Regions from separate parts of the Mus musculus genome. Here region 2 is linked to region 1. Evidence: chromatin loops called from intact Hi-C (ENCODE). Cell type or tissue: heart. All regions are shown on one strand. Links, peaks and the distances in the headings refer to the core of each region. The heading gives the core; the rest is flanking DNA. Region 1 has its middle 25 kb from the start of Gm33971. Region 2 has its middle 17 kb from the start of 4930453N24Rik.

The links. Hi-C counts contacts between places; a loop is a spot of excess contacts. Peaks named below come from ENCODE experiments on the same cell type or tissue, not always from the same donor. Only the 100,000 strongest peaks of a DNase experiment are listed, where the experiment ranks them.
Region 2: a loop joins it to region 1, with 8 times the contacts of the local background. A loop is called at or near these places in 12 of 42 quality-filtered maps.

What each region holds. Positions count from the first base shown.
Region 1 is chr16:64,896,918-64,901,316 of GRCm38, forward strand. No RefSeq gene overlaps it. Among named protein-coding and RNA genes, the nearest start is that of Gm33971, 25 kb to the left of the region's middle. In heart, for the core only: a CTCF peak has its summit at 2,372 (motif pointing left); no DNase peak of the experiment used is centred there.
Region 2 is chr16:64,752,192-64,756,590 of GRCm38, forward strand. No RefSeq gene overlaps it. Among named protein-coding and RNA genes, the nearest start is that of 4930453N24Rik, 17 kb to the right of the region's middle. In heart, for the core only: a CTCF peak has its summit at 2,715 (motif pointing right); no DNase peak of the experiment used is centred there.

The DNA of each region.
Region 1 (4,399 bases), core at 167-4,166:
ATCTATCTATCTATCTATCTATCTATCTATCTATCTTATCTATCTAATGTATATGAGTACTGTAGCTGTCTTCAGACACACCAAGAGGCCATCTGATCCCATTACAGAAGGTTGTGAGCCACCATGTGGTTGCTGGGAATTGAACTCAGGACCTCTGGAAGAGCAACCAGTAGTCTTAACCACTGAGCCATCTCTCCAGCGCCCAGAGTGAGTTCTTAAGCAGAGTTTAGACAGATACTGGGGTCATGTTATCAAACCTTAAGTCCTCAAGTCTCAGTGACTCACCTCCTTCAGCAAGGCTCTGCTTCCCAAAGGTCCCACAAACAGTGGCACCAACTGAAAATAAGTTGTGCCTATGCGAGATACTTCACATTCAAACCATGTTTGTTTTCCTATTCTTGTTCTTTCTTTCTTTCTTTCTTTCTTTCTTTCTTTCTTTCTTTCTTTCTTTCTTTCTTTCTTTCTCTCTCTCTCTGTCTTCCTCCCTCCCTCCCTCCCTCCCTCCCTCCCTCCCTCTCTCTCTCTCTCTCTCCCTCTCTCTTTCTTTCTTTCCTTCTTTCCTTCTTTTTTCACAAGATATGACTATGTAGCTTTGGCTAGCCTGGACCTTGCTGTGTAGACCAGGCTGGCCTCAAATCATAGAAATCCATCCACCTTTCCCTGCCTCCCAACAACAGGGATTAAAGGTGTGAGCCACGATACCTGGTCATCTTTTGACAAGTAATCTATTTATAGCTTTATATTTAAAGTTCTTTTTACATGGCAACACAGATTCAGGTCTTGATTTTTTTTTTATTTTTTACAAAAATAAAAATAATAATTTTTATTTTTCTGGGATTTTATTTTTTAATTTTTCAAGACAGGGTTTCTTTGTAGCGCTGGCTATTCTGTATCTCACTCTGTAGGCCAGGCTAGCCTCGAACTCAGGGACCTGCCTGCCTCTGATCCAGAGTACTGGGATTAAAGGTATATGTCACCATCTCCTGGTGTGTTTGATTTGTTTAATCCAACCTGACAATTTTTTTTTACTTAGATACTTGAAAAACAGATCGAATATGCTTACTAACAAGGCTAAGCAGGCACACTCAGATACACCACACACACACACACACACACACACACACACACACACACACTCACACAAACACATGTATATATACATACATATACACAAGGTACTATTCTGCTCAAATGTGTCATCTTATTAATATTTATTTCTATTTAAGCTTTGTGTCTTCTACCTTATTTGCTTTGTTTTCCCTATTTTTTTTTCTTCCCTTCATTTGGATTAGGATTTGTATGATTTTCTTTGAGTTCCCCTCTTTCTATTATTACATGTCTGTGTTTCATCTTAGTGGGGATGTTAAGGTTTCTACTATGCATCTTTACACTGTCATGCCTACCTTCGAATAACATTATGCTACTTCAAGAACAACATAAACCCTCGTGGTTTTACGCCTTTCAGCATCTTTTCCTGACCTTTATATTGCTGTGTAATTTTACCTTTTCATACATTACCAACTTCACACTATGCTGTGATTATTGCTGTTTAAAGCCATTCAGCTTAAAAGCTTTGAGTGGGAGGAAACACATGTATTCACTAACACACTTGTTATCTCCAGGGCTCTTTGGCTCGTGGTACAGAGCTTACTGCCATATTTCTGTTCTAACTGAAAAGTTTCCTTTCATAACCCGGACAGTGTGGTTATATTAACATCTTCCAGCTTTCGTATGTTTAAATATGTCTTTAATCTTATTTTAGTAATATTTTTATTTAGCAAGAATTAATTTTTTTGTTCCTTCAAAGCTTTAAAATTACCGCTCCTTTGTCTTCTAGCTTGTCTTGTTCCTGCCATTATGAAATTTTCTACCTCTGTAAATATATTTATATATTTATTTGGTGGACAAGTCTCTCTGTGGAGTCCGGGTTGGCCTGAAGTTCTCCATAGACCAGGCTAGCATTCAACCTGTCTCAGGCACAAGTCACCATATCCAGCTATTACTGGATTTTTTTTTTTTTTTTTTTTTTTTGGTTGCCTCACTTTAAGATTTCCCTGGCCAGGAGTGCTTTGATTGTGATATGCCCTGGTATAGATTTCATTCTGTTTCTTTTATTTGAGTCCGTTGAGCTTCCAAGATTGGAGGCTTTATAGTCTGTATCCGGTCTGGAAAACAAAGTCAGCGATGTTTCTTTAAACTTTTTTTTCTTCCCCTTTCCTCTTCCTTCAGTGACTTAAAAGTATGTGCAGGTTAACCCGTGTTTCCTGAGCAATAATTCATTGTTCATTTAAAAAGTTTTCTGGGGCTGGAGAAGTGGCTCAGTGGTTAGCACTCACTCTAGCCTTGCCTGGCTCTCTCCCAACTGCCTCTGGTCTACTGCCCTCTTCTGGCCTCTGTGATAATTCTACTATTGCTATTGCTATTGCTATTGCTATTGCTATTGCTATTGCTATTGCTATTGCTATTGCTATTGCTACACACACACACACACACACACACACACACACACACACACACACACCTGATCACTCTCTCCTATGTGTATCTTCTAATTGTTCAGAATATTAACAATTCTTTCTCTTTTTAATTAATTAATTATTTTTATACTCCATATTTTATTACCCCACCCCCATTCACCCTCCTACTGTTCCACATCTCACACTTCCTCCCCACCTCTGTCTCCACATGGATGTCCCCACCCCCATTCCACCTGACCTCTAAACTTCTTGGGACCTCCAGTCTTTTGAGGGTTAGGTTCATAGTCTTTGAATAAATACAAACCTGGCAGTCCTCTCCTGCATGTGTGTTGGGGGCCTCATATCAGCTGGTGTATGCTACCTATTTGGAACAATTCTTTCGATAACTTTACTCAACACGTTCATTTCACACACTACTTTTTTTGAAAATTTATTTATTTGTTTTATGTATATGAGTACACTGTCGCTATCTTCAGACACACCAGAAGAGGGCATCATATTCTTTTTTTTCTTTTTCTTTTTTTTATTAGGTATTTTCCTCATTTATATTTCCAATGCTATCCCAAAAGTCCCCCCTCCCCTCCCCCCCACCCCCCTACCCACCCACTCCCACTTTTTGGCCCTGGCGTTCCCCTGTACTGGGGCATATAAAGTTTGCAAGTCCAATGGGCCTCTCTAGCTAGAGTCAAGAGCTCCAGGGTACTGTTTAGTTCATAATGTTGTTCCACCTATAGGGTTGCAGATCCCTTTAGCTCCTTGGGCACTTCTCTAGCTTCTCCATTGGGGGCCCTGTTATCCATCCAATAGCTGACTGTGAGCATCCACTTATGTGTTTGCTAGGCCCCGGCGTAGTCTCACAAGAGACAGCTATATCAGGGTCCTTTCAGCAAAATCTTGCTAGTGTATGCAATGGTGTCAGCGTTTGGAGGCTGATTATGGGATGGATCCCTGGATATGGCAGTCTCTAGATGGTCCATCTTTTTGTCTCAGCTCCAAACTTTGTCTCTGTAACTCCTTCCATGGGTGTTTTGTTCCCAGTTCTAAGAAGGGGCAACGTGTCCACACTTTGGTCTTCGTTCTTCTTGAGTTTCATGTGTTTTGCAAAATGTAACTTATATCTTGGGTATTCTAAGTTTCTGGGCTAATATCCACTTATCAGTGAGTACATATCATTTGAGTTCTTTTGTGATTGGGTTAGAGGGCATCATATTCTGTTACAGATGGTTGTGAACCCCCATGTGGTTGCTGGGAACTGAACTCAGGTCCTTTGGAAGAGCAGTCAGTGCTCTTACCTGCTGAGCCATCTCTCCAGCCTTGATAAACTAGTTTTAAGCTCTAAAATCTTCAGATAGCTCTTTTCAGTATTCATGCCTCTGCTGATGCTTTAAAATGTATGGAATACAGTTACATTTTGAAAAGGGATCTTTCTTATTAATTCGAACATGTTTGCTCTTTAATGTTTTTGGCTGAGTAGATGGCTTTTCCGTATTGTGCTACACTTTCTGCTTCGTTGGATGCCCAATCATTTGTGTTGGTCTGTTTTACTTTGCTGGGTGTTGGCTACTTCTATAATCCTATAAACATTTTCTGAACTTGGTTCTGAGTTTTATGTTTCTTGAAAAAGAGTTTGGTTCTTATGTTTTTGAATTTAAGCTTTTAGAGGATTTCACAGCAGCTCAGTGCTTTGGCGAGTGTTGCGTTATCCCTATGGTTGAAATAAGACCTGGTTTGTAGTGCTCCTGGTTTTTATTGTGTTACAGGTTTTCTAGCAGGCCTTCTGGAGACAACACTATTTCTGTTTTTTTGTGAGTGTAGGTGGGGGCACTGCTGGCTCTGTAATAGAAACCCCAAAGAGATGATGTTGGAGCAAGTGGCAGAATTACAGTGAATATTTCAGTTAGTGTGGGCAGGACACGGTGCTC
Region 2 (4,399 bases), core at 311-4,310, 140 kb before region 1:
AAGGACTTTGCATGAAGCACAGATTTCTTGACCTGGGGCAATGGATGGATGCTCTGTCTGTTTCTAATACCAACTGACTTGGAATGATATGCAAAAACAATATATTCAGCAATATGTGCCTCTCCCTCTCTCCCTCTCTCCCTCTCCCCCTCCCTCTCTCCCTTCCCCCTCCCTATCCCTCTCCCCCTCTCCCTCTCCCCCTCCCCCTCTCTCCCTTACCCTCTCCCTCCCCCTCTACCCCCTCCCTCTCTCCCTCTCCCTTTCTCCCTCTCCCCCTCCCCATACCCTTCCCCCTCCCTTTTCCTCTCCCTCTCTTTTTCTCTCCTCAGTAAGTAACAATGCAAAGATTATTTAGGAGTCCATTAAGCGAAAAAAGTCAGGTTTCTTAAACAGTTATTTGCCAAGCATAAACATTTACAGTTCCTAAAAATTCCCTGCCCCCATCCCAAAAATTTACCTACCCTACTGTATCCTTGTTGGGCTATAAAGTTTATATTTAAAATGTTAGCAATTCCTCTGCAATTCAGCATAGTTATTTTTGATGTGCAAAATTCTGGCTTTTTTTTTTTCAGACTTGAATGACATAAAGTAGCATTGCAGACCTTCATTTCAGCGCTGGCTTCAACATCCCTCACCAGAATAATATCAATGGGGAGGGACTGAGACAAGCCCAGAGAGCAGCAGTCTGAAAGGGGATACAATGCTACAGAAGAGCTCTTGCTTGCCTAACTGCATGAGCATTTAGTTTCAATTCTTTTTTTTTTTTTACAAAAGCCCTTTTATAAAGCCATTTTTAAATAAAACAAACCAAAAGGTTTACAAAAAAAAAAAAAAAAAACCCTACAGAAAAAGAATAACTTGTTTCATAGGTTCCCAAGAAGGAAAAAAAAAATAAAGAAGACAATATCAACATGCTCAACAATAAGGGGTTCTTTTCCTTACTTCTTAATACAAAATACAAACAAAGGATACACATACTTAAAACAAACTTCAGGAGCAGACAACAGTCCTGGAAATCCTTCAATCAGAGCAAGGCAGGAATTTGTTGTTGCTGTTGTTTATGCAAATGCATACAGACCAGGATATGTAAATGTATGAAATGAAGTTATCACATCAGACCATCACATGAGTCTACCAATGCATGTTGCATCTATAGTAATTCTATAATAATAATGTTCATAATTCATGAATATGGTCAACAAAATTATGTTTACTTCAGTTCGGTGACATTTAAATTAAAGAAGAAAAACCCTTTAAATAAAGTGGTTACATTCAAACTTTAGCTTCCTTCGTACCATGCTGCAGATTTCAGCACTGCTAAAGTATTGCAAGAATGCCCAACCCTCTATTGTCTAACCATATATCAAGCTGCACTGCAGTATGAAGAAAAGGATGCCAGGCTCTCAGCCATGGCTGAAGACAGGCTAGCTTTCTGACCCTTTCTGCTCAGAACATGAAAGATTAAAGACTAAAATTGAGAAAGACTAGGAGATTTTTAGAACTGGCAAATTAAGTCTAAAAGATGAATGAAGGCAAATTGATCGTGGCGGCTGAGCAACCTGGCAAAGTCTTATGCCTTGCAGAGGAATGAAGTATGGAAGGTTCGCTGCAATGTGTTCACGGTACGCAGACTATGGAGAGCTCTTACTTACAAATCTTGTAAAAAGTACTTCCAGAGGAAAAGGGGAAAAGGTCACTAACTTCCAGAAGACAAAGGTTTAATTGCCAGACACTTACAAATCCCCTCACCCAATATACAAAGTTTCCAGGGTGCACAGGAGACACACAGAGCCAGGGAGACTGGACACCAGAATAGAAAACACATACTGATTGGATGCCCTTCTCCTGCCTGGCCCACAAGAATCCTGTGACTTCTCCTTAGTGATGATTAAAATCTGCTTTCTAAGTCATGAGCTCAGCTACTAAAATTCATTGTAGGCATCCCATGGGGCCTCCCACCCAGTCTCCTCAAGTGGCTATCCCACAGCCCCTCCCTCCTCTGCCCCAGGATGGGAAAGTCATCACAGCCATTGTCAACCCTTGTCATGGGCCAATCATTCAAAACAGACTTGGGGTTGGGAAGGTGAGGGAGGGAGAGAGGTAGCAAGAAGCCTTAGCAGGAAAAGACGTCTGCTGTCAGGATCCACGACCTGATTGTAATCTCAGATACCACTTTGAAAGAAACCACTCCTGAAAGCTGTCCTCTGACCTACACACACACACACGTACAATTTTAAATTTTACATAATTAATTTTTAAATTTTAAAAAAAGATTTAGTTATTGTTATATGTAAGTGCACTATAGCTGTCTTCAGACACACCAGAAGAGGGAATCAGATCTCATTACAGATGGTTGTGAGCCACCATGTGGTTGCTGGGATTTGAACTCAGGACCTTTGGAAGATGAATCAGTGCTCTTAACCACTGAACTATCTCACCAGCCCCTTATATAATTAATTAATTAATTAATTAATTAATATAAAAATTGTTTAATAAAGCAGAACATGGGGTCTCTTGTTTTGTGGTGCTATGCTGGAGTTGGAGTGCATATGCAGACCGACAAGTGCTCTGCTGCTAACTTGCAACTCTTTGAGACAGGACTTCAAAACTATCACAAACTTCAGGACCTTCAGACAGATGTATTTTTTTGTTGGATGACCAATAGGAAGCCAATCCTTTGATGTGGACAGAAAACACTCGGAGAACTGACTTGGCCACAAGATGTCAGTAAATTTCCACATTCTGCTTTGCAATGCTGCGAAGGGGGCTTTCCTTCCAGATGATGCTAAGAGGCATCCTAGACATCTGGTGCTGAGCAAGGAAAGGATAAAGGGCTCTAATTCTTCTTAATACTAAGTGAAAAACTGTGAGCAACCAAGAAGGGATGCAGATGCAAAGAAGAAGCCATCTGCAATATATCTCATGCTATCTGGACCTTTATAAATTTGTTTCTAGTAAAATGGAATCTAGTCTACATGTTTAAATAATTAAAATTTGATGATTTAAAGTTAATACTCAAGAGTGGAAAAACTAGAATTTTTATCAAAATCCTCAGGAAATCAGTAACTTGTGTCAGCAGGACAAATCCATTAATTGGAACAAATTTACTTTAGAAAATAAAATATATCTTCTCATTCAAAATTGACTAAGAAAACCCTAATTTGTTTATATTATAACCCTTCACTTAATCTTTAAATTTTACCTATTCGGGGGAGGGGGGTTGTTTACAGTTTCAGAGGCAAAAGTCAGCATTTGGATGGCTCTAGTGCACAGGCCAGTGATGAGGCAGAACATCTATGGTGGGAAGTAAATAACAGATCAAAGCTATCACATCATGACCAGAAAACATAGAGAGAGCTCACTTTTATAGGCCTTTTTCCTAGAACTCACTAAGCCATGAGTCCAAACATAAATTAGTCCATTCATGAGATCAGAATCTTCACAAGAGCCCAAACTTTGGCCATTTTTTTCATAGTAGACATTAGGAGATATTGACAATCTAAGCCATAATCTTCCACCCCAATTTAAAAAGGCTCGCATACCTCTCACAATACAAGATACCTTCAGTCTATCTGCAATTGTTTTCCTTGACTTGGTACCAGCATTGCTCAAAAGTCTGAAGTCTTCTGAAACATTGGCAAATTTTCTCTCCTCTATTTTTTTAAGTTACCACACAAAGGCATGCATTTATTTCCTTATAGAATCTTCATACATGTATGTCATTGAACTGTGTTCTGATCCCTCTCCTCCAGTGCCCCTACTCTCATGTCGAGGAAGTGGTCCCCTGCCTCCCACTAAGAGGTTCTGCTCTTCTGTCATTAGCATCACATTACTCTCTTTTGTCCCCCTTCATCTCTTGCTTAGCTTTGAGATCTCTTCCTCTCATCCCATGGTCCCCTTTCAGACACACATGCAGTGAGGAAGGCAGAGAGAGAGATAGAGAATGAAATTGTACATATGAGAAAAAAATGGCATATTTGTCTTTCTGAAGCTGGCTCATTTTACTTAATGTAATGATCTCCAGTTGCACCTGTTTTTCTGCCAATCTCCTGCATGATCTAAAATGTTTTCATGGCTTCATAAAACTTCATTGTGCATACGTATACGTATTTTCTTTATCCATTCATCTGCTGGTAATATATAATCCTGTTCCATTTCTTTGGTAATGAGAATAGTCAGAAATAGGCATGGACCAGCAATATTTCTGTGGTACGTTGACTTAGAGTCTTTTGGGTATTTATATGTAGGAGCTGAATAGCTTAGTCATGTAGTCGTTATTTTTAGTATTTTGAGGAACCTACACCGACTTCCCTAGTGGCTACACCAGTTTTCATTCCTATTTACCCACGTGGATGCTGTCACCATTAGAGGTAGCTCAGTTACTCATGGTGGCATATGA